Regions from separate parts of the Homo sapiens genome. Here all the other regions are linked to region 2. A link is a contact called in ENCODE Hi-C or POLR2A ChIA-PET data. All regions are on one chromosome and are shown on one strand. The core of a region is the stretch at or near the end of the contact, and the rest is flanking DNA. Distances in the headings are between cores, read along the strand shown.

Region 1 (2,977 bases), core at 248-2,747, 420 kb after region 2:
ATGAAAAAGGAAACACATAGAAGAAGGATATTAAAGATCAGGAGAGACAAAAACACTTCCAAGAAACCTAAAAAAGTAGTTTCAATGGTAAAGTGTGAGAATCCTTAATGTTAGCAATTTAAAAACCTGTGAGTCCTAGAAAAGGACAATGGGGGAATGATCTCTACTAAGCAGGTGATTTACCTATTTTCTCACTCCATCCTCACAAAACCCCATTAGAGGTTATTATTATACCTATTTTACAGGCAAGAAACTATGTCTCAGAGAAGTTAGCTTGCCTAGGTTCACAAAATGAAAATGTAGTAAAGCCAAGATTCTAATTCAAGATTGTCACCAAAATCCATCCACCAATCTAGAAGTCATGGCTTTCTTTACATCAGTAGATAGTAACACAAGTAATAGTGCAGAGATTAAATCTTTTCTTAGAGTAACGTTTAAAAAGTAACATTAGCATGTCATATTTGTGCCTCTAACATCACAGCCTGGAAATGCTATGTTCTACTAACCTTTACTTTGGGTCAGAAGAAGTTACTGCCAGGCATTACAGGAACTTGGACTTGGGTTTTGGAACAATCAAAGAGTAACTGATGTGGGAAGTCCTTTAATTCTTCCAGTGATAAAAAGATGATTGTACCAAGGGCTCATGTCCCCATTTCCAAGTGAGACAATGTGAGTCCTCACCTGGCAACTATAGTTTATTTTTTCTACCTCATTTTAATTCAGAGTAGGCTTCAGAAGTCCTAGTAAGTATTCAGTTTCATTTCCTTCATTCTTATGTATTTTTTAAAGTTTGGTCATATTTTCAGTATAACTTAGCTCCAAAAATTCTAATAGCACCTCTATTTAAGAATATATCACAAGGTATCCATATGTTGGGGAAATGATAATTGACTAAAAGTTCAAATTCTCTTGATAATTTTCTGTTCCAAGGAAATTGAGTGTGTGTGTGAGTGTGTGTGTAAATACATATATATGGAATATATAGATACTCATTTAGGAGGTACATTTTGCTTTCTCTTAAGATTACAACATAGCTGGAAATTAATTTAATTTTCTTCATCTCTTGTGTGGTTTCTTCTTTTGTTCTACATATTACTTCTTAATCTCCCTACCCGCAAAGGGGTTATAATAGCAAAGTAACTGAACTGATGCCATTTTTGAAGTCCTAACATGACAAAAGAATTTTAACAGTTATCAGAAGTTGATTTGATAGATTTTAATAGATTTAGTTGATTTCAATGGATTATGATTTCAAACGACAGCAAAAAGGGAGTGAGGAGATTGGAAAGGACGAGAACATCAAATTAACAGAATGGAGTTTCCTCAACTGAGATAACTTTTGTTAAAACTTTTTTTAACCCAAAGCTGAATTTACTTTCTATTCATTTCCACACTGAATTATAAACAACACGTTTTGAGGTGTTGTATTTAGATGTTTTTAATTTGGCCAGTCTAATACACAACCTAAAAAGTTTCCATTAGGGTGCGACAACGCCTAAAAACAAAACCAAACAAAACCTTTTCCTGTTCTGCTTAAGGTGGGTGGATCAAAGAATGTTTAGGCAGATAAGAGGGTTTCAGAGGTCGTACAGTCCCAGTTACCCAGAAGATTATAAAGAAGGATTTTTAAAATCATGGCTGTCAAGGGTTTCTTGTCCAAAAAAGCAAGAGAATTCTCCAAACAATTGTTGGTTAATGTCCAACGCAGTTTGCTACATTTCACATCTTCTCTGTCTTCAAAGGCTACAAATTTGAAACTTTACTGGGTAGGAAGGTTTTGAAACTCAAGTTCCATTTATTCTTGGCCAAGCCCAGCCGTCTGGTTCCCAAGATGGGCATGCGAGAGGGTCAAACTGTTGAAATAGTTATTTCCCCATCACCCGAGCTCCCCAGAGGATGAGTTAAAAACAACTTTTAAACAAGTATAGATCTAAAACACAACGAAAAAGGTATTTTGGGTTGTAACAGCCAAGGTCCAAGGTGTCCTGGCTCTGCAGATTGAGCCCCACCTGTCTTTGTGAGTAACTTCTTATTTCCTCCCCAGAGTGGTGGAAAGACATGTTCATTGCCATTTGGAAGCAAGACATAAAAGAAATCACAAAGGGTAAATTAGGACTGCTGCACCACACCGGAACTTAAAGGTTGATTTAATGTTTTTTTGGCTTTGGGGAGTTTTTTTGTTTGTTTTTTTTTGTTGTTGTTGTTGTTTTGTTTGTTTGCTTTTATTATGGTACTCTCTCATAAATATGAACTGAACTTGCCTTTATCAGAGTACAAATAAGAGAGACATTCTGAGATCTTCGGTTTGACTCCTGGGTGAGTCATCCTGCACCCCCACCGCTCGCCCACCAGTCCCCAGGCTGCCATTACATTTGAAAAATAGCAAGCGAAGAATTATCAGAGGGAAAATCTAAACTATAAAGAAAAAACTAGGCCAGGGACAGTGGCTCATGACAGTAATCCCGACACTTTGGGAGGTGGAGCCCAGGAGTTTGAGACCAGCTTGGGCAATATAGTGAGACCCCCATCTCTACAAAACACTTAAAAAAATTAGCCAGGCATGGTAGCACACGCCTGTGGTCCCAGCCACTCAGGAAGCTGAGGCAGCAGGATCACTTGAGCCCAGGAGGTTGAGGCTGCAGTAAGCCATGATCGTGCCACTGCACTCCAGCCTGGGTGACAGAGCGAGATCTTGTCTCAAAAAAATAAATAAATAAAATAAACAAATAAATAAATGAGCAATCTTCCTTTTTGTCCCCTACGCTGCCATACACAACACAGGATTGAAAGTGGATACCTCAATGGTTAATCAACACTCTGACCTCAGTTTACACATGCTCTGGGAAGGAAGCCCCTTTATGAGGAGTGCATTGTGGGAAAACAAGGGGAATGTTCTACATAAATCTCAGGGCAAAGTGCCTGTCCTGCAGCTGCATAACAAAACAGTTCCATACACACCATCCATCCACCCATGCCC
Region 2 (3,359 bases), core at 86-2,585:
AATAAAATTGAGTTGGTCCCTAGTCTCCCAAATATCCCCTCTCTGCAGCTCTGGAGGGCTGTGACGTCAACGAGGAATAATGGCTCGCGTCCACGGTTCTGGTTGTTTTCTCCTTCAGTTTTCACAATTCTTTTTTTTTTTTTTTTTTTTTAAGTGCTAACCTGCTTTCTTTCTCTCTGCCAGGGGTGGATGTGATTACAAAGCTCTTCTCAGCCTCAGGTAAAGATTATTGTTACCTGTGGTCCTGAGAGACCTGGCTCTATTTCTCAAACCTTTTGTATGTGTGCTGGGAAACCCTAGGGTTAAATGTCACTTCTCTAGAGAGCTGGGGGAACTTTCACCACCACAAAGTGGCCTAATCCCACGCTCTGTCTGAGGGTTTCTCTGGAGTCCCTCTGCTGGCCATGAGAAACAAGAGCAGAAAGCAGTTCTTTAGAATAAGAAACCCAGAATTTTGTATTTGAAAGTGATACATAGAGATGTAGAGAGGCAAGACTTTTCCTGCTCAGCAAAGGGAAGTCACACTCAGGTTATGATCTAAAGCAGTGAGACTAGGTGCAAAATCAAAATTAATTTAATACAGGGTACTGGAAAAAAATAATTCCTTTGAGGAATAACTGGAATGTACAACTAATGTTTGGTTTTTAGAACAAGGCTGGAAGGCATGTTCCTTACCCACAAATACTCCGCCTTTCCCCCAGGTTGCTTTGGTCTGGTCTAATTCATGAGTCAGATTACCAAGGTATCATACAAATAGACAGACGCCATACAGATACCAAACTGAACCGATGGAATCAGACACTTGAGTGTGCGCAATTGATGCAGCACTCTGATTACGGACTGGGCTTTGTGGTCCATTGGCCCTGGGTTTCATTAACTGTCCAGGCTCCCTCCAGAGACTCAGGGCATGTTTTGTTGCTGTGGGTGGTGCTCTTGCTCTATCAAAGGGACCGCAAGAGAGTATGCGCTTCAGATGATGACCAGTATAGGTGCTGAAGGACTTCTTATACAAAAAGAAGCAGCTCCTGGTGTTTGTCACCAAAAGGATGAGAAAAAGAGAAATGAAAATCAACCACATATGCAACAATGTCATATCTTCTCGACTCATTTTCTGATCAAACGAAAATGAAAATAAAATCCATGCACTATACAATGACTTAGAAATATCTACCAGCCCAGAGAAGTAGATAAAGAGTGAAAATATTTCAAAGGAGATGGATGAGAAATAGATGGCACTTGGTGGAAAGTCCTGACAATACAGCAAAGGAGAAACTGGTCACTTGTGTTTAGGAAAGGGCAATGTACTGAGGGGCCTTGGCCATCCCTGAGGTGCAATGCATGACAGCAGCCAGTGGGGGTCAGAGGTGCTCCATGGCTTAGAGCGCCTTTAACCCTCAGCCTGCAAATCCTGCGCACAGGAGACCAGCTGGACCTCCTTTGGAGCTGGTACTTCCCTCCAGGCAGAGCAGAACTGTGAAAACATAGGAGGTGGTTGATCTCATATGCTTTACCACAAGCGCACTTTTGACTTCAAGACAGTTTGCTGATTTTATTTTTTCTTTCACTTATTCTCTTCCCGTTTCTCTTGTTCCCAGCAAAAACCTCTCTGTTGATCATGGATACAGGACAGTCATCTCTCTGAGTTAAGCATGTGAACACCCAAAATCAAGGACTATAGCCTGTTTCCTGAACCCTTATCTCTCTAGGGTACAGAACTTTTTTTAAGTCACTGGCAGTTTGGAGACAATGCTTAAGTGGGTGGGTGGTTCTGGTTGGTTTATAGGTACACACGGGCATCCGGGCTGGAGGTGGCTCACACAAGCTCATGAGAGCCAGTTGTGTAATCTCTTCCCTGCCCCTAGTTAAGTGATGTCATGTTGGTAGCTTGATGTTGGCCATGGTGGGAGTATTTATGCTACAAAAATGGCCATTTACTGCAAATCAGGACTACCCCTCTCCCTGCAGCACCCCAGAAAGCTGGTTGTTAAATACAATGAGTACACCAATGGCCCCAGGGCAGGTTTAAGAGTCAGAGAAGGTATAAATTGCTGGTCAGGCCTGGTGGCTCATGCCTATAATCCCAACAGTTTGGGAGAGTGAGGTGGGAGGATCACTTGAGCCCAGGAGTTTGAGACCAGTCTGGGCAACATAGTGGGACCCCATCTCTACAAAAAAATTGGCTGGGTGTGGTGGCACACACCGGCTACTAGGGAGGCTGAGGCAGGAAGATCACTTGAGCCCTTGAGGTTGCAGTGAGCCATGATTGTGCCACTGCACTCCAGCCTGAGTGACAGAGCAAGACCCTGTCTCAAAAAAAAAAAAAAAAATTACTTAGCCTCATGTATGTTCATGTTCAGGCCACAATGCATCTAGTGAAAAGAAAAAGGAGCAGTGTTTGATTAGCTGAGAGGATCTTCCAGTATGAACCATTCCAGAAACTATAGTCAACAATCCTTTAAAGATGCCTTTCCTATTAAGGGCAAGCAAGAAATTAAATAAAATTTTTGTTTGTAATTTTTAACAGTTGAATTGCAGTACTAAGTGGCTCATGAAGCCATGCAACATCTTTTTCCTTTCAATTTTGAGCCTTAGGAAAAATGTGAGCTTTCTTAGAAAGCTTGTAACATCAGATTTATCGTTTTTATGAAGCAAAAATCCAGAATAAAAACAGTGGCCACCAGGAACCATTGAACAATACATGTTTGCTCATGTCATGTTCATGTACAACTCATGGATTTAAAGGCATAAAGTTAGCTTTTCTCAGAGAAAACACTCTATCACATTCATGGATTAACTTTCACCCTGGCCAGTCTATCAAAATTACTGGAAGACACACACATTCAAGGAGTTTGCTGTATTATAACATTTGCAACACTTTCTGCAAAGGAAATAGGTTTAAGTCATTAGATCACAATATATATTTTTATCATTAATGAAATGTTTTCAGATAGATTATCGGCCCCATGGGGTTTCTGGCCATGCAAGGAAGATGGCTAAATGGGGGTGCTAGCTCTCTGGGCTTGGGAGATGGAGTAAAAGCAGTGGGCAGGAGGGCTGAGGAAATAAGTCATTATAATGAGGCGGTGGGAGCCAGGTTTCTCACTGCAAGAAAAGAGTAATAAACATAGGAAAGAAGAAAGCTAGAATGAACGCTGTGGTCTATGGGATTAGGATGAGAAGTTTTGGTGTAAATTTAGAGTTTGCACTATGTGGGGTTGGATAAAGAAACAAAACGTTGATATACATTTCTGTGAGTCTGTGCATACACTTTATATCTTCATGTGTGCGTATGTATACACATTCACACATGTACACAAATACATACATTTCCTAGCTTTGTACTAGAGAGAGCTTGGGAG
Region 3 (2,993 bases), core at 217-2,716, 370 kb after region 2:
ACCCTATATGCATGAACCAAATCTGAGAAAATGAGCTCGCAGGTTTATGCACAGCAACTTGAAAATGTTCCCAACTCCCTCGAAACAACATGCTAATTTAATTTCAGCCAGCAAGACCTCTTTCCAAGTTCCCACCCCACCACCCAAAAAATAGGGTAGCAGGGCTGCCCTGAACATTGAAGCCTCTTGGGGAATTCCCTGACATATCCCAAGGAAAAAGGGTATTGATGCCCAGTTTCAACAGACCTTTCTCACATTCCTGATTCAGAAATCTTACCTAATGTGTATTAGGGTTCTACTGAAATCGGTCTCAAACACCTTATCCAGCAACGTTTGAGAAATCTCTGTGCTACTTGTCCTGCCCACCCCAACCTCAAGCCTTGTCTTCCAGAATGGCTCCACAAAGAGGAGAGAACAGAGACGGATCACCACCAGAGCCTGAGAAGAGGGCCTGTGAAAACTGCCCTCCTTCCAATCAAAAAGGATTTTTTTTTCCTGACTGCTATGTGAATAGAACGTTAAAAACTTGAACTTTGAGCTGTGATCCAATACCTGAAATTCCTTTCATTCCACAATTAAAGATAAGGCTTTCAGTGAAAACACAGCAGGAATGAGCATTCCCCAGACTCTTTAATGCCCAGGAAGAGATAAATGACTGACGTGGGCCATTTCTTAGAGATGGCTTTGGAGGAGGAGGAGGGAAAGGAGAGGTCAAGTGTACTAAAGGAAGAGTGAGCACAGGAAAATGAAAGGCTAGAGGCTTTGAAGAGAATCTCTGCCCACTTCACCATCTGCCCTGAACAATGCCAGATCTAATTGCTTCCAGAACTGCTCCTCACTTTAAAAAACAAAAATCTCCTTTGACCACAAAGCCAACTGCTACAGGTTTTTAAGTGGACAAGGATGTCTTTGGGTGGCATCTACCCAGATGAAGATGAATAGGAAATAGATCCTTATCCAGGTATATTAGAAAGCGACTTCAAAACATGTAATAAATTTGTGCTATCAATCATTATATTACCTCATGAGGTAATATATATGAATATAGCCTTTTCAACTGGGGAGTTCAAAGTGAAAAAGGAACCATAGATTTGTAGAAAACAGCAAAATCAGCTTCCCAAGCACTCAGCAGAGTATCATATGTAATAGAAATCACACACACACACAAAAAGATAAAATCGATACACAGGTTAAAGGAATTTCCAGATTGGTATGATTGTTTCCATAAGTGAAAAAGTGGAATTAAGGATGATATTGAGAATGTGGTAGAATGCAGTCCCTTTTTATTTTCTGAGGAGGTGGGGTGGGAAGCCATTGAGAAAGGCAGAGAAAAAGAATGAGGATTGTGCTCCTGTTTACACACAGCCTGGGTTAATGTGTAATTGACAAGATTAATGGCTGCATAATAATTGCCTCTATTGTTTACTGTCTGGATGGTGGCCAGCCACCTTCCCGCTCTGCCCACCAATGGGTTTGGGTTTGTAAGGAATGCAGTCAGTGGCTGATAGGGTCTGTGTGCCAGGTGTAACCTTGCTAAAGAAGACATTCAAGAATCATACAGGGAGACCTGGTGAGGTTTTGCCATGGCAGGGCATGCCTTCTTCTTGTTGTAAATAGTCTAACTTCAAATCTGCTAGGTGAGCTGTATCAGAACAGGGCCAGGCTTGGCCTGACCTAACTGCTCCACCTGAGAAAGACAAAGAAAATAAAACCTCAGGATGTAGAGAAAGGTCTCATTTCTGTCCTGGCCATACTGTGAACCAAAAAGCAGAGTGTTCCTCTGTGCCATTCCTCGCACTGTCCCGGGCTGTGCTGGGAAGTGCCCACCTTTCCCCCACAGGGATGCACAAATACCTTCCTCCCCACTCTTCCCTGATCTGCTTTCTAAGCTCTTGCCTCTTGTGCACTGTGAGACAAGCAAACAGACCAAGACTCTGGGTCATGAACCCCAGACAGGATTTCCATGGAAAGGTACCATGCGTCCAACCCTTCTCCTGCTGATCTTGTCTTGTCTTGCCTCTCACAGGGACCAGCATGGTTTTATGTACAAAAACAAGAGCTACGTAATTCTCACGTGGCCTTGTTCTCAACTGGGTCACAAGTGTTCTTCTTGATTACCTCAACCTTTGTGGTTTTCCATTCCCTAACAAATCAATTTTAGAGTCTTGACGTCTGAAGAGGCCCTCCTAGGGCTGGTACTAGTCTACCTTTCCTGTCTTCCCTTCCAGCCCAGCTTAGACTGCTTTACTGTGCAGCTCTATTCCTCCTTCCTTCCACCTAGAAGGTCTCCCTGCTACCCACTCTCTCTCAGTATATTCAAATCTAATCCCTCTGGTGCAGACTCCATAGTGTCTCCCTATTATACACTCTCACATCCTTTGTGCTTTTCCTTCATAACACTTACCCCTCCTGTCATTAAGTAATGATTTGTGCAGTCATCAGTGGGGTGGCTCTCTCCCTTGCTAGACAGTAAGTTCCTAAAGACAAAAACTGCACATGCTGTGTTCTGTGATACCTCTCTAAAAGAGGGTCTTTAGTATGTGCTTAAATCAGTTGTCAAGTTAATAACTATATGAATACATGCAAAGACAAGTTCAAAATTTTCACTTCCTTGGTGAGCTCAACCTTCAGCCTCTCCAGCTGGGTATATTCTTGTTAGTCCATCTGAAGTAACAGGGGAACTTTGTGCTTCCCTGGCACTATCATTTCCCTGTTTTATTATCAGTATCTGGGCTTAGTCTTATCTCTCGTGCTTCTCTAAGCCTCCTTGAGAGCAGGGACTCTCATTCATTCTGTGTGTGGCTCACAACTCCGAACACAAAATTTTATGTAGCTGGGAGTAAAAAACTGTCAGCCAAGTAGTGGGCTATTTGTTTATTCAGTCAGTCATTCATTTGATGTCTATAGTCCTACATTCTGTACACAGTCCTACATCCTCCACACACTACTTCTTCTATATTAAAATAACATTTTAAAGAATTTTCCCCAGTCTA
Region 4 (3,153 bases), core at 559-3,058, 470 kb after region 2:
CTTTCAGAGCAGCAGCTATCAATAATTCCATGCTGAGGACCATCTGATAGGAAATCAACCACTGGCCCCTGGAATGCCAGCATTCCCCACTGCTCTGTTTTCCCAGTTGTCAGCTCTGTTTATAAATTGTCCATTTATAGCAAATCCAGCACCTGCTATGAACACCTCATCCTGCCAAGTGTTGGAGTGCATCTCAGAAAGAGCCACTATAGACTTTTTCAGTTCCTTTTAACCTTTTCCCAACCCGGGAGTTTGAATATTTGCATAGGAATTCTGAAGGAGGACTTTTTCAGTGCAGAAAAGTCTAGATCGTCTATTAAAAGTTAGCATTTTGCTCCACTTTAAAAAGAAAGAGCAAATTATCATTCTCTTGGGAGATACAATGCTCTCTTTCTGAACAAGTCTGACATTGGGACACATTTAAAACAACCTCTGAAAAATTCAGCAGGGTCAAAATGCTCTGGAGAAGACTTAGGGGGGCTTTCTTTTGCACTCGATTATGCAGCTTTTTAGCTCACTGTCAACACTGAACAGATAATGCAGCCTGCTGCTTAAAACCGTTATGTAAAATATATTAAAAGATACCTTCCAGTGTTGGAAACCCAATATATGACCTAGTTTGAGTTTCTTCTTGCCAATCATCCATTTGCAAAGTGCCTAGATTAATCCTCAAAGTTCCTCTCCCAATATGCTTCTGTTCATTTTGTTCGTTGCAAAATAAAAATAAAATAAAATATGGCACACATGGAATATTCATGGAGTATGGGCTCATGGTTTGTAGAGGATTGTGAAGGTCAAACCAGATGCTATGGCAGACAGAAATTGGCTGAGTGGTCTTGGGAAGATGGGACAAGCCTTGATGCTTCAGTTTATACATTCCCACAGTAATCCTTCTCAAGAATAAGATTGTCACCCTTTTAAAGCCACAGAGGGAGACCCTGATTAAGACCACGTGGCAAAGGCAGCTGAGCTGGGTGGGCAGCATTCCTGATCCCTGGTTCTGCAGTCAGCCAAGTAGGCGGCCCCATATTTTTTATGAGAGGACTCAAGGGTTTAGTATTTCTTTAAAAAAAAAAAAATTAAGGTACCTGGATGAAAAAGAATCTGTGAAAGGTTATTGTTACTAATGGTCCAGTAAAGTCAGGCCATGAGATCAGAAAAAACAGAAGTGATTTAAAACATAGAATTAGAGGGCACGAAATGAAACACCCTACAAACGCTTCGCTTTGGGCAGTGTGTTTTCCTCTGCTAGGGCCTGGGTCCTTAGCATTCCAGTCTGGGGTGGCTTGTAGCTTTGTGGTGCAGTTTGTATAGATTAAGCTAATTTTGGAGGACACAGGCATCAATTATTTCTTTCCAAAATAGAATTGTGCTTAATCAATTACATGTCACTCCAATGCAAATCTTCCTTGCTTACTTTTTGGTCATTCGATGGCCATCTGTTTTACCAACCTGGATTCTTTCACTCATCACACAAGTCAGGCCCCATTACTTGAGATGATCTCTGAGATGCCCCTGCTGGAGAAAGGCATGTGCAAATTAAGAGACTACAAATCAGTTTGAAAACTCAACGACTCCTTCCCATAAATCTGTGTCCTTAATATTAAAAATCATTTGGAGGTGCTGAAAAGAAAGAGAACTGATAGCTACAGAAAACAACAGCCCTACTCACTTCAGGGCACAGATTAGTAGTCAAGAGGGGTTATGCAGATCTAAATCCATATTCTGCTACCAAAAATAGAAAAGAGGAAATCTTTGAAGCCAAAGAAGGCCTAAGAATAACTGTCAGCAAAGAGCTAGAGCCACATGGACAGGAAGCAACGCTCAAGTGGCAGTTCTGTGCTGCCTTTTTCTTCCTCCCCAGTAGCTTTTCACATTCATTCTGTTTAAAAGATAGCTTTCAAAGGCTTCCTTCAACTTGAACACGTACGCCTGCACAGCCGGCCTTTCCACAGCAGCCTGGGGGCCGGCATTGAGCATCGCTTCCACACAGTCCTTGGGTTTAGTGTTATTTCCCCCCACGGATCATTTCAATCTGTTTAAAGCTGAACAGTGAACTCTTCATAGACCACATTGCACAGAGAACCCTCAATAGGAAATGATCAGCTGAGCAAACATTCATTTCTTGTTTTGCTTTTAATAATTTTGTTTCAACCCAACCTAGTCTTCATCCTTTTTTCAATACTCAGGAAACTGCAACAAACCAATAAAGTTTATTTTATCTCATGTGCCTTAAATGACACTATAAAAACATGCATTTGGATATGTCCTATAAAAGATATTCAAGTTAGGAGAGGTTCTTTGGAAACACAAGGGTGAGAGACCTTTGGAATGGCCCATGGGGTGGCTAGAGAGGGGCAGAGGGCAAGAAGGGTTACAGGAAGGGGACCAGTTGATGGGTGGTGATGAGGCGATTTGAAGTCCAAATAATGGAAAAGTGGAGGTGAAGGATAAAGGAATAAGAAAGACATTGAGGAAGACAGGGCAGGGCCTCTTCCAGCCCATACAGCACCTTCGTACAAGTTAGAAAAAGGCACCACTTCCTCTGAGCACACACAAACCCATGCAAGAGTGCATGGCTAGATGTCAGCCTGTGCTCTTCCCTTCAGCCAGGTAATCTTCCAGAAGGCACAGCTTGCATGATACCATACATGGGGGCCCAGGAAAAAATGTGGGTAAGAGATTGAAAGGCCAAAATGGGGAACTTTAGAAGTACTGGAAGGAAAAAAAAAAAGTCATGGATGCTTCTGGTAGCATACAGGAAATCCTGTTTGAATCATAGAGCTTTGCTGGTGGGTGAGGGGCGGGGAAGAATGGTTGGCAAAATTGGTTTCTCCAAAGTAGCTATCCCGCTGAGCAGTTTATCTTTGTCATATTTCGTAGGATGAATGTAATGTTCATTTCAAAGGAACTTTGTGTTAATCATATCAATATCTAATGAATAACTTCCAGGATTAATACAATTTATGTTTATTTGTCAGGATGAAGATCTGTGCTTAGATACAAACTGCTCTGACTCATAAGCTGAGCGTAGCTCTTAACTAAGACACAAGAACATCTGAGCTTCATATGATGAACAGTTGGGGATTCTTAACTGCTTTTATCTCAAAATTCTTGAATGTTTTACTGAAACAAACTTAAGCCAAAAGAAAA
Region 5 (3,248 bases), core at 474-2,973, 450 kb after region 2:
GGTTCCTCCTGCCTTTGGGGAGAGCCTCAGAGAAGCAGGTTGGCCAAGATGTAAGAGTTTTTGAATTTTGCTTTTCAACTGCTAGATAACAGCCACATGAATGAAGGAGTTTACCAACTTAATCATGCTAATCCCCTCCACCCAGAGTGGAATTAAGTGTCTTCTTTCCAAGAGAGATAGGAGTCCTCCAATCCTCCCAGTGCTCAGATCCTTGTCTGCAATTGATCATCGCCAAGTCTGATATGCAAAAAACAAACACAAAAAATTAAAGAACCTACTGAGTAGGCAAGAGGGTTTTTTTGGAACAAAACGTCCATCTCATCAGGCCACTGGCCGCATTCCTCTGGCCATCTAGAGGAGATCTCTTAATTAAGCCCCATCTCTCTCTTTTTTTTTTTTTTTCGAGATGGAGTCTCACTCTGTCACCAGGCTGGAGTGCAGTGGTGCAATCTCAGCTCACTGCAACCTCCAACTCCCTGGTTCAAGCGATTCTCCTGCCTCAGCCTCCCGAGTAGCTGGGATTACAGGCTTGTGTCACCACACCCAGCTAATTTTTGAATTTTTAGTAGAGACGGGGTTTCACCATGTTGGCCAGGATGGTCTCGATCTCTTGACCCCATGATCTGCCCACCTCAGCCTCCCAAGGAGCTGGCATTACAGGCGTGAGCCACCGTGCCCGGCCAAGCCCATCTCTTAATTAAGAGAAATTCTCTCCAGGTAGTTGTATAGTTGATTCGTTCCTTTAAGTTAAAAAAAAAATGCAGAAATAGCAGGATGAGAGATCACTATGTACCACAACTTGTCTCCTATCCTTTCCCATCCCCCATTGCTCCAAGAGAAAATGTGCTTTGTAGAAAGCTCAAAATGTGAATGAAAGAAAAGCGCTGGAGTTGAGACAAATTTCTAGTTTGGAAACAAAAGCACCAATATCATAATGAAAATTGTTCTCTACCATAGGGGACACTGGCCCAGTGCTCCCAGCTTACAGCCCTAGGACTTTAGACAACCACAAGGAGTTAACATTTGCTGAGTGCTTGCGGTGCAGGCTGAGCGCTTATGCACATTATCTCTTTTGAAAATCTTTTTGGAACAAAGATTTGTTACTTTCATGCCTACAGCACAGAATCCATGATAGAGATTATTATTTTTGGAGAAATTATTTAACCGAAATAATTATAGCTACTTCACCAGCTACTTCGTAAGCCCTGATTTAAAAAAGAAAAAAATCTTGGCTCAGAAACAAGCCAAGAGAACATAACACAGTCCTCTAAACTCAACTTTAAAGTTGTCTTTGTCTCAATTTCACACTCTTGTCTGCAAACCCAGCCTTTACATAAGAGGCCGACCTCACTGGGTGTGGCTGGCATGCCCAGACAGGAGACGTAAACATTTCTCTTTGGGGATCAGCATTTGGGGCAACCTTAGAGCACTGTCACCATGTGGCCGGAGTCCTAGATCTCAGGAAGAAAGCTGAGGTTCTGAGTAAGTTGAATCAGAGAATATGAGGACAAAAAAAAAGGGAGAACCTGACAACTGGTTAATGTGGAGCAATTGTCAGCTTTAGAAGCCCATTCAGGCTGGAGAGAGACCCATCCTCCTAATATGACAGCCATGGGTCATGACAGAATTAGACCTGGGTTTTCCAGGTGTCTGTAGGTGTACCAGGGAAAGCCAGGAGAGCCAACAGCAGTTCCACACCAACCCAGCTCAGGAAGGCGGACCGAACAGCGGCACAGAAAGCAGCTTGTACAGTCAGCAACCCTGAAACAAACGCTCCTCTCCAATGCAATGCCAATCGGACTCCTTCGCCAGGAGTAAACGTGATTCTTCTTGCGATTAGTTCAGAAACTTGCCTTCCAGAGATTAAAAGAAAGCAGCTTTGGAGAGGTTGGATGCAGTTGTAAAAAGAAAAATGCCTGAGCTTTGCAGAGAAAGCTGGACATGTACTTGACCCAGTTACAATCTTCCTTTCTCTTTTTTCCTGCTGGTTCAGGAGCATATCTCTTTCCTTACTTGAAAGAAATGTTTCCTTTGCAGTGGGATTTTGATTTTAAAGTTAGGTTATGTTCATTTTAATTTTCTTTTCTTCTGTGTTTTTTCTTTTAAAAACATTATATGAAAATTAACAGTTGCTCCTTATAGAAAATATGGAAAAATACAAAAGAGAAAATTAAAATCACACCTAATTCTACCATTTGGATGATCACTGTTAATATTTTAATTTTTCTTTATTATTTTCAAGTCTTTTAAGTTTTCATTATGTTTGTGTATGTTCATATGTGTGTGTATGCACACACACGCATATATATATATATATATATATATATATATATATATATATAGTTATTTTACAAAATTGGGATTTTCCAAAATATCGTTTTGTGATCTGCTTTTTTCCACTTATTATAATGGAAACATTCTCAAGCAATTAAATGTGTTTCTTTGAAAACACATTTTTTAAATGACTACATAATTACTATTCCTTTTCAAGCTTTAACAGTCTGAGTGCAGTACATTAAATAAAATAATGTATCTATATTTTCCATTTTGATGTAACTTTAAGCCATTTGTGTTTGATTGCACTCATTTAATGTACTTCTCTATTGTTTTTGCAAGTTCAGACGCTTTAAGTGCAGCCAATTAAATTGAAAACACTAAGCACATCAGGAAAGATTTACCGATGGTATAAGCCACTAAAGAAACCTAAGCCAGCTGTTATTTCGCAAAACAGCTGTATCTATCTACAATCAAAGTCCACCTCCTATAAATAAGAGATTGCTTATTTGTTATGATTTTAGGTGCTACAGTAGGCTGGTTTCATTTTCTGGTGATGGCACTGTGTCTTCCCAAACATTCAGAAACCTTTTAACCCAATAGATGGCATTTAATATTAGACCATCGGCCATTTAGAAAAATCTAGATAATTGACTGCATTATTGGAAGGACTTAACTTTTGAACAGGTACTATTCCCAAAATCTGCTTTCAAGCTTGTTTGGAGCTCTTAGGAAACTTTCTCCCAAAGAAACGAGCTCTAAGAGGTGGGCAGCTGACAAGGAACCTGAGGCATCACATGCCATGCGAGGAGTTCCATCCAACAGCTCAGTGATGACTCTGGGAGAAAATGAATTCCAAACACTTTGGTGGGATCAGTGACTCTTTCTCACCTTTCACCCCAGCTAGCCAGCAGCAGGAATGAGGATTCCAGAGGAGAAACGTGGAAAACTCAAAAAGCAGAATTGGGAAAAGA
Region 6 (3,051 bases), core at 162-2,661, 400 kb after region 2:
GGTACTAAATAATTTTGGTAGCATCCCAGTAAGCAGAACAGAGTAAAATTCTCCCAGGGGTTCATGAAGCCCCTGCAATAACACAATGCTACTAATTAATTAATTAATACAATGCTGTTATTTCTGCCAACAGAAATCTCAGAATATGAAAAACACACAAGAGAGGCTAAATGGGAAAATTACTGACACCCAAGCCAATGACCTGAGTCAGAACAACTTTTATCAGAATGAAGCGCAGAAATATTAATATCAAGAAGCTGAACTTTTAAATCAAAGCCAGAAAATGTATTTGCCCAAGGTAAAGGCATGAGCAGAAGGTTTACAGAGAGAAGGACAATGATGATAAGGAAAGCTTGCTTCTTTACAATGAATGCATTGTGACAAACTCGTGAGGCACCAAGCAAGCTGACAAGGGTCCCTTCTTCCTTGCACCTAGGACAGTTTGGCTAAAGGACATCTAGGGTGACACGCCTCAGACAGTCCGCATTAATTTCACATCCTGGAATAGCCCGAAGAACCTGTCCAACCTGACTGTCAGCCTTTTCAAAATCACTTTTGGAATTCTTTGTTCAATCCTGCTTGGTTTACACTGGAACGTCTCTTCTGGGACTTCTCTGGTGACTTGATCTTTGTCCACAATGACATAGCCCAGGAGACCCACCAATACCCAGATTTGCCCAGTGGGTGACACTAATATTAGATCCAATTAGAAGTGTCAATTCAAAACAGATGAAGGACACATTTACACACAAGTCAGGGCTGCCACAAATTCATTTCTTCCTCACAATATCCTCTAGCAGAAAAAAGGGCAAACTGACCTTGAAGAAACCTCCTTTTTTTTATCGGTTACCATGGCAGCATGAACCGTCTCTCCCCAGGGCACCTGCCCATGGGTTTGCACCTGCCAGCTGGTAGCAAGAGTGCACCAGCAGCCTTGGTTCCCAGTGGCTGTGCTCACATCATCAACAAAGGTACCAGCAGTGCCAATTGGCTTCACGATATGGATACCTGCCCGCTAAGCATTGGCCTGGAGCTCGGGGACTTTCACAAAGGCCAGCCAACAGCTGGCAGGCAGGAACCTCCAGGTCATTGTCATCCTGGGCTGAATTGGAACATGCACTTGGGAGACAAAGGCTCTGTCTGTAACCACAGCATCCCTTCCTCCCTGGGTGTTTTATTTTCAGCTCTGGGTCCCCTGCTATGGGAAGGCCATGTGGCTGAAGGTGTCTTTCTTGTTTTTTTTTCCCCCCCCTCCTTTAGCATTGTCCTGCCTTGTGCATGGTGCAGAAAAGCTTTCTCTGTCCCATGTCTAGTTTTATTGCAAATCAGAGAGCTCACCATAAGTCATCCTGGGCCAGTGGGTTCAGAGGTGGAGCTGGTAACCAGAGGCCATGTCAAACTTCCTCCTCTGGCTCCATACCAAGGCCTCGGAGGATTTTTTGTCACATGAGGTTACTGTAGTTTCACATCCTCTAAAGCAAAGCTCTGTCGAAACTCTCTATTCTCACATGGCTTCAGCTCAAACAACCACCCTACTCAGCTGCCTTCCTAACCCTTTCAAGCCGTGAATCAGGAGACCTGGGTTCCAGTTTCAGCTCAGTCTGCGTGCCCCAGAGCAATGACGGGGCCTCAACTTCTTTATCATGAAAATTAAGAGGCCAAAGTACCTTTCACTCAGGTTCCTTTCAACTCTCTCTCCCCTATCTTAAAAAAAAAAAAAAAACAACAGCTTATTTTTCCTGTTGCTTTTAGAAGAAACTCTTAACCTGAGACTCTCTAAAAATGAATAGAGATTATTGTGGTTTAAAAAATAAATGGCTACACACAGCAACCTGACTGTATCTCAAAAATATTATGGTAAATGAAAGAAGCTTCACATACAAAAGAGCTCATACTGTATGGTATTATTAACATGGAATTCAAAAATAGGCAAAACTAATCTACAGTTTTAAAAATTAGAATAGTGGTTGCCTCTGGCTGTGAGGTAGGAGCAGGGATTACCTGGGAAGGGGCAAGAAAGAATTTTCTGAGATGAAGGTTATATTTTATATCCGGTTAGGACTGGGTCACACAAGTAAGCCTTCATCAAAACTCACAGACTGCTACTCTTGAGAGGATCAATAGAGGTAATAAAGCAATTATAGCAAAATATTAATTGCAGGATCCAAGTTGTGAGTAAATGGGTATACCCTGTTTAATTCCTTCAACTTTCCTGTAATTTGGGAATCTTCATACTAAAATGTTAGAAAAAAACACGTTCTAATACATTTCAAAATTCCTGTCTCACTCATTCTCTCCTTTCTTCCATCCCCTCCCTCTTTCTTGACATGTGACCTTCTTTTCCCATTAAATGAGTCAATGGAAATGGGAATATTTATTGATTTGAGCAGTTAAGTCACCAGTGCTCTGTGATGACTAACTACTTTATCATTCATTGCCCATGGCTTTCAAGGGAAGAGGACAAGCTCTGTGCATCTTTCTCAAAGAAAGCGTTCCTACCTGTAAAAGTCTGTTAGAAAGGACTGCAGATTTAATAAGCATCTTTCAAGAGCTCTGTCCCCATTCCAACTCACCCCAACCCTCCAGCCCCAACACATTTGTTAAAAATTCACATTCAGAGATGCAGGACCCTCAACCTTGGACTTCCCAGACTCCAGAACTGTAGGACATAAACCTCTTGTCTTTACTTTAAAAAATAATAATAACATTCAGTCCCTTTTTTGAAGGTTTTTATCAGGATATCTCAAACTTAACACTGAAAGGAGGTAGCAAAATTTCTGTTTCCTCCATGTCTTTGTACTTGTAGAAATGGAGGCACAAAGGTAAGACACAGGTGTGACCAGGCCCTTCGAGTGGTTCAGCTGACTGAATATACACCTAGAGACCCTAAAACAAGCCACAGGGGTGAGAAATCAGAGAATTAGGAATGCGCAATTTAAAAGCACTGCGGTTTCCAATGTGAATTGACTGGAACTGAGGTTAAAGAAGAATTTCAGCATTTTTTGGTCACCAGTTTCTCAATGGACCATTTCCTGTCCTCTCACTGTCAAG
Region 7 (2,992 bases), core at 466-2,965, 490 kb after region 2:
TTCTGGGTTAGTAATATGAATAATGATTATGTTTAGTTTTTATGTTGTGCTCAGTTAAGCTTATTAATCATAAGCAAGTAACTAACATAACAAGTGTTACCTAGTCAGGGAGGGTATAAACCATTTTAATTTTTTCTATATTCTTTTTTATATTAACAAACCTAATACATCACTTAAAAATTAAATATCACCCATTCCATTTTTCCAAAAATTAAGGAAGAGTTCAAAACCATCTTACTAAAGTCAGAGCTAGTAGAAAAATATTGTGCAAGACATTTTCTAGAAATCCACATTTTTTCCCATTAGCATTTTTATTTCACTATCGATTAATGATGAGATTTAAATGAGTTTTGTCTGTTTTTGTCCTAGTTGAAAAAAAAGTTTTGAAATTACAAAGAAAAATAAAAAGCACCTCAAGACCCACCAGAATAGGAAGTTTTCTCAATGCTAAAAAGTTGTCATATGATCATATTTTAGTTAGAACTGTGGTTAGGGGGCATCCAGGCACGGTGGTTCATGCCTGTAGTCCTAGCACTTTGGGAGGCGAGGCAGGAGAATCAGGTGAGGTCAGGAGTTCCAGAGCAGCCTGGCCAACATGGCAAAACCCCCATCCTACTAAAAATATAAAAATTAGCTGGGCATGATGGCACACACTTGTAATCTCAGCTACTTGGGAGGCTGAGGCAGGAGAGTCCCTTGAACCCGGGAGGCAGAGGTTGCAGTGAGCCAACTTTGCACCACTGCACTCCAGCCTGGGCAACAGAGCAAGGCTCTGTCTCAAAAACAAAACAAAACAAAAAACCCCATAATCCAGAACTGTGGTTAGGGGGATGGAAATCTACAGTTTCATAAACTACTGAAAATTTTGAGTATGGTATACTGTTCCTCATAGATATGGGTACTTTTGCATTTTTTTGTTCCTCACAAGGTATTACTGTTTCATTTTTTTCTATTGTCTAACCCCCAAGACCCTTGACTGAAGACCCAGCCAGCAGTCTGCTGGGTTTGAATTCACCATTAGCACCTGGGGTAACCTCAGTCCACAGAATGTAAGGAGACAAGTGAGGCAATGTTTGTGGAGTCCAGCGGCTGAACCCGCTCTGCTACAGAAGAAATGCCCCAATTGTCTTTCCTAAGCAAAAATTGCCACGACTCCCCATAAACAATCAGTTGTCCATTGACTGTTATAAATAGACTTTAATACACAACCAGCTGTCTGAGGGAGAGTTTATAACTGTTGACCAAAGACACAGTAGGGAAGGGAAATGAGAGATTTCCACATAGCAGGAGAATGACTTGTCTGCAGTCTGCAGTGAATGAGGTTGCACACAGATCTCCCATTTAAAATATGTCAGCATGCCTTGGACTCGAGTGAAAATTATGGGGACAGCACAACGGGCTTCATGTGGGAGTCTATTTCAACAGATACTGTATTCTTCTCTCATGGGCACCCTTGAATTCAGGATTGTGAAATAAGTGGCAGTTACCAGCAGATGTCCTGTAAAGTGCTGGTCACAGGAGATATTTTCGATGATACAGTGGCAAGATGCACTAGTTTAACTGTGATAAGAACTAATCCCTTACCACATTTCTTCTCCATTTCCTGTTGTTTCCCTTTATCTTTTCCAGGATGACTCTCCTTCTTGCACAACCTCGTTGACAACCACTCTCTATGAAAGAGTGTTCCCGAGCATCTTATTTTAACCAGAACCAGTCCCTGGGGCGAGGTGGTATCTCAAAAATCTGATCAGGTGTGACAGAGAACAGGGCTCTGGGCAGCCAGCCATGGCCACAGGCCTCTCTGTACTGCAGCAGATCCACCCACGGCTGCTCTGAGTTCTGACCAGCCAGCCAGAGACAACTAGATGTGGTGGAGGTTGAAGGTGGATGCAGGTATTGTCACAAAGCTCAATAAGACTAAACAAGGAAGGATAACATGCGTGAGAGACACAAATGTGGGAATAAAGACAGCAGCACAAAAGAAAGGCACAGGGGAGCAGGGATCCATCAGGAAAGATTTAGCAGAATGTTTCTTCACTCAGTAAAATAAATAGAGATGAAGAAAAGAAAAGGTCATATTTTGATAGAAAATAGTACGTTTAGTGGCCAGGCACAATGTCTCATGCCTATAATCCCAGCACTTTGGGAGGCTGAGGCAGGAGGATCACCTAGCCAACATGGTAAAACTGCATCTCTACTAAAAATACAAAAATTAGCCAGGCATGGTGACACATGCTTGTAATACCAGCTACTCAGGAAGCTGAGGCAGGAGAATCACTTGAACCCGGGAGGCAGAGGTTGCAGTGAGCCGAGATCACACCACTGCACTCCAGCCTGGGGAACAGAGTGAGACTCTCTCAAAAAAAAAAAAAGAAAGAAAGAAAAGGGAAAGAGTATGTTTAGTGCATTTTAAAAATGTATTTTTTCCAAAACTGTGTGAAATATGATTTGGGACACTGAAAAATTTCAAATGCATTGCTAGTTTGATTCCCACACCTTAAGTTTTAAAGCTATGATAAATTTTCATTTTTTTTTTTTTTTTTGAGATGGAGTCTCACTCTGTCACCCGGGCTGGAATGCAATGGCGCAATCTCGGCTCACTGCGACCTCCGCCTCCCGGGTTCAAGTGATTCTCCTGCCTCAGCCTCCCAAGTAGCTGGGATTACAGGTTCACACCACCACGCCCAGCTAATTTTTTGTATTTTTAGTAGAGATGGGGTTTCACTATGTTGGCCAGACTGATCTCGAACTCCTGACCTCGTGATCTGCCCTCCTCGGCCTCCCAAAGTGCTGGGATTACAGGCGTGAGCTACCGCACCCAGCCTAAATTTTCTTTTAAAAATTTACTTCCAAGATAAAAATAAGCCTATCATGGTTGCGTTTGAACTATCCAGAGTTAACACGCATCCTATGATCTCAGTTTACCTTTAAATTAACATAAGTGAGAAAATTCATTATTCCAGTTCAAATTAGAGAATGTCTTTTTTTTCCT

The links. Hi-C counts contacts between places; a loop is a spot of excess contacts on that map. ChIA-PET counts read pairs that join two places held with the same protein, here RNA polymerase II (POLR2A). Pooled maps may share reads with other maps.
Region 1: a loop to region 2 is called in a map of CD4-positive, alpha-beta memory T cell, with 5 times the contacts of the local background. The contact joins two enhancer-like sites. A Hi-C loop is called at or near these places in 9 of 168 maps with a recorded cell type or tissue (B cell, CD4-positive, alpha-beta memory T cell, GM12878 and 5 more), 11 of 37 single-sample maps with no recorded cell type and 15 of 50 pooled maps. POLR2A ChIA-PET finds 5 or more read pairs at or near these places in 3 of 52 experiments (B cell, CD4-positive, alpha-beta T cell and activated B cell).
Region 3: a loop to region 2 is called in a map of PC-9, with 6 times the contacts of the local background. The contact joins two enhancer-like sites. A Hi-C loop is called at or near these places in 6 of 168 maps with a recorded cell type or tissue (Caco-2, Calu3, HepG2 and 3 more) and 5 of 50 pooled maps. POLR2A ChIA-PET finds 5 or more read pairs at or near these places in 2 of 52 experiments (AG04450 and OCI-LY7).
Region 4: a pooled map shows a loop between it and region 2 (4-fold over the local background). The contact joins two enhancer-like sites. A Hi-C loop is called at or near these places in 1 of 168 maps with a recorded cell type or tissue (GM12878), 1 of 37 single-sample maps with no recorded cell type and 4 of 50 pooled maps. POLR2A ChIA-PET finds 5 or more read pairs at or near these places in 1 of 52 experiments (CD4-positive, alpha-beta memory T cell).
Region 5: a map of GM12878 shows a loop between it and region 2 (2.2-fold over the local background). The contact joins two enhancer-like sites. A Hi-C loop is called at or near these places in 2 of 168 maps with a recorded cell type or tissue (GM12878 and heart left ventricle) and 1 of 50 pooled maps. POLR2A ChIA-PET finds 5 or more read pairs at or near these places in 3 of 52 experiments (Panc1, SK-N-SH and WTC11).
Region 6: a map of B cell shows a loop between it and region 2 (12-fold over the local background). The contact joins two enhancer-like sites. A Hi-C loop is called at or near these places in 7 of 168 maps with a recorded cell type or tissue (B cell, CD14-positive monocyte, Caco-2 and 4 more), 14 of 37 single-sample maps with no recorded cell type and 12 of 50 pooled maps. POLR2A ChIA-PET finds 5 or more read pairs at or near these places in 3 of 52 experiments (B cell, CD4-positive, alpha-beta T cell and activated B cell).
Region 7: a map of PC-9 shows a loop between it and region 2 (8-fold over the local background). The contact joins two enhancer-like sites. A Hi-C loop is called at or near these places in 1 of 168 maps with a recorded cell type or tissue (PC-9) and 3 of 50 pooled maps. POLR2A ChIA-PET finds 5 or more read pairs at or near these places in 2 of 52 experiments (BJ and Panc1).

What each region holds. Positions count from the first base shown.
Region 1 is chr5:56,691,039-56,694,015 of GRCh38, forward strand. No RefSeq gene overlaps it. Among named protein-coding and RNA genes, the nearest start is that of C5orf67, 86 kb to the left of the region's middle. Within about 2 kb of position 1,498, at least 3 of the 41 ENCODE cell types and tissues checked have a DNase peak (open chromatin) inside an H3K27ac peak, as active enhancers do; they include B cell, where a contact is called at or near this core.
Region 2 is chr5:56,269,361-56,272,719 of GRCh38, forward strand. No RefSeq gene overlaps it. Among named protein-coding and RNA genes, the nearest start is that of ANKRD55, 38 kb to the left of the region's middle. Within about 2 kb of position 1,336, at least 5 of the 41 ENCODE cell types and tissues checked have a DNase peak (open chromatin) inside an H3K27ac peak, as active enhancers do; they include B cell and PC-9, where a contact is called at or near this core.
Region 3 is chr5:56,636,970-56,639,962 of GRCh38, forward strand. No RefSeq gene overlaps it. Among named protein-coding and RNA genes, the nearest start is that of C5orf67, 32 kb to the left of the region's middle. RefSeq lists enhancers at 316-885, 493-787. Within about 2 kb of position 1,467, at least 7 of the 41 ENCODE cell types and tissues checked have a DNase peak (open chromatin) inside an H3K27ac peak, as active enhancers do; they include PC-9, where a contact is called at or near this core.
Region 4 is chr5:56,734,528-56,737,680 of GRCh38, forward strand. No RefSeq gene overlaps it. Among named protein-coding and RNA genes, the nearest start is that of MAP3K1, 79 kb to the right of the region's middle. RefSeq lists an enhancer at 2,058-2,107. Within about 2 kb of position 1,809, at least 6 of the 41 ENCODE cell types and tissues checked have a DNase peak (open chromatin) inside an H3K27ac peak, as active enhancers do.
Region 5 is chr5:56,716,054-56,719,301 of GRCh38, forward strand. No RefSeq gene overlaps it. Among named protein-coding and RNA genes, the nearest start is that of MAP3K1, 98 kb to the right of the region's middle. Within about 2 kb of position 1,724, at least 4 of the 41 ENCODE cell types and tissues checked have a DNase peak (open chromatin) inside an H3K27ac peak, as active enhancers do.
Region 6 is chr5:56,668,745-56,671,795 of GRCh38, forward strand. No RefSeq gene overlaps it. Among named protein-coding and RNA genes, the nearest start is that of C5orf67, 64 kb to the left of the region's middle. RefSeq lists a silencer at 1,458-1,752 and an enhancer at 1,702-1,751. Within about 2 kb of position 1,412, at least 15 of the 41 ENCODE cell types and tissues checked have a DNase peak (open chromatin) inside an H3K27ac peak, as active enhancers do; they include B cell, where a contact is called at or near this core.
Region 7 is chr5:56,762,541-56,765,532 of GRCh38, forward strand. No RefSeq gene overlaps it. Among named protein-coding and RNA genes, the nearest start is that of MAP3K1, 52 kb to the right of the region's middle. Within about 2 kb of position 1,716, at least 7 of the 41 ENCODE cell types and tissues checked have a DNase peak (open chromatin) inside an H3K27ac peak, as active enhancers do; they include PC-9, where a contact is called at or near this core.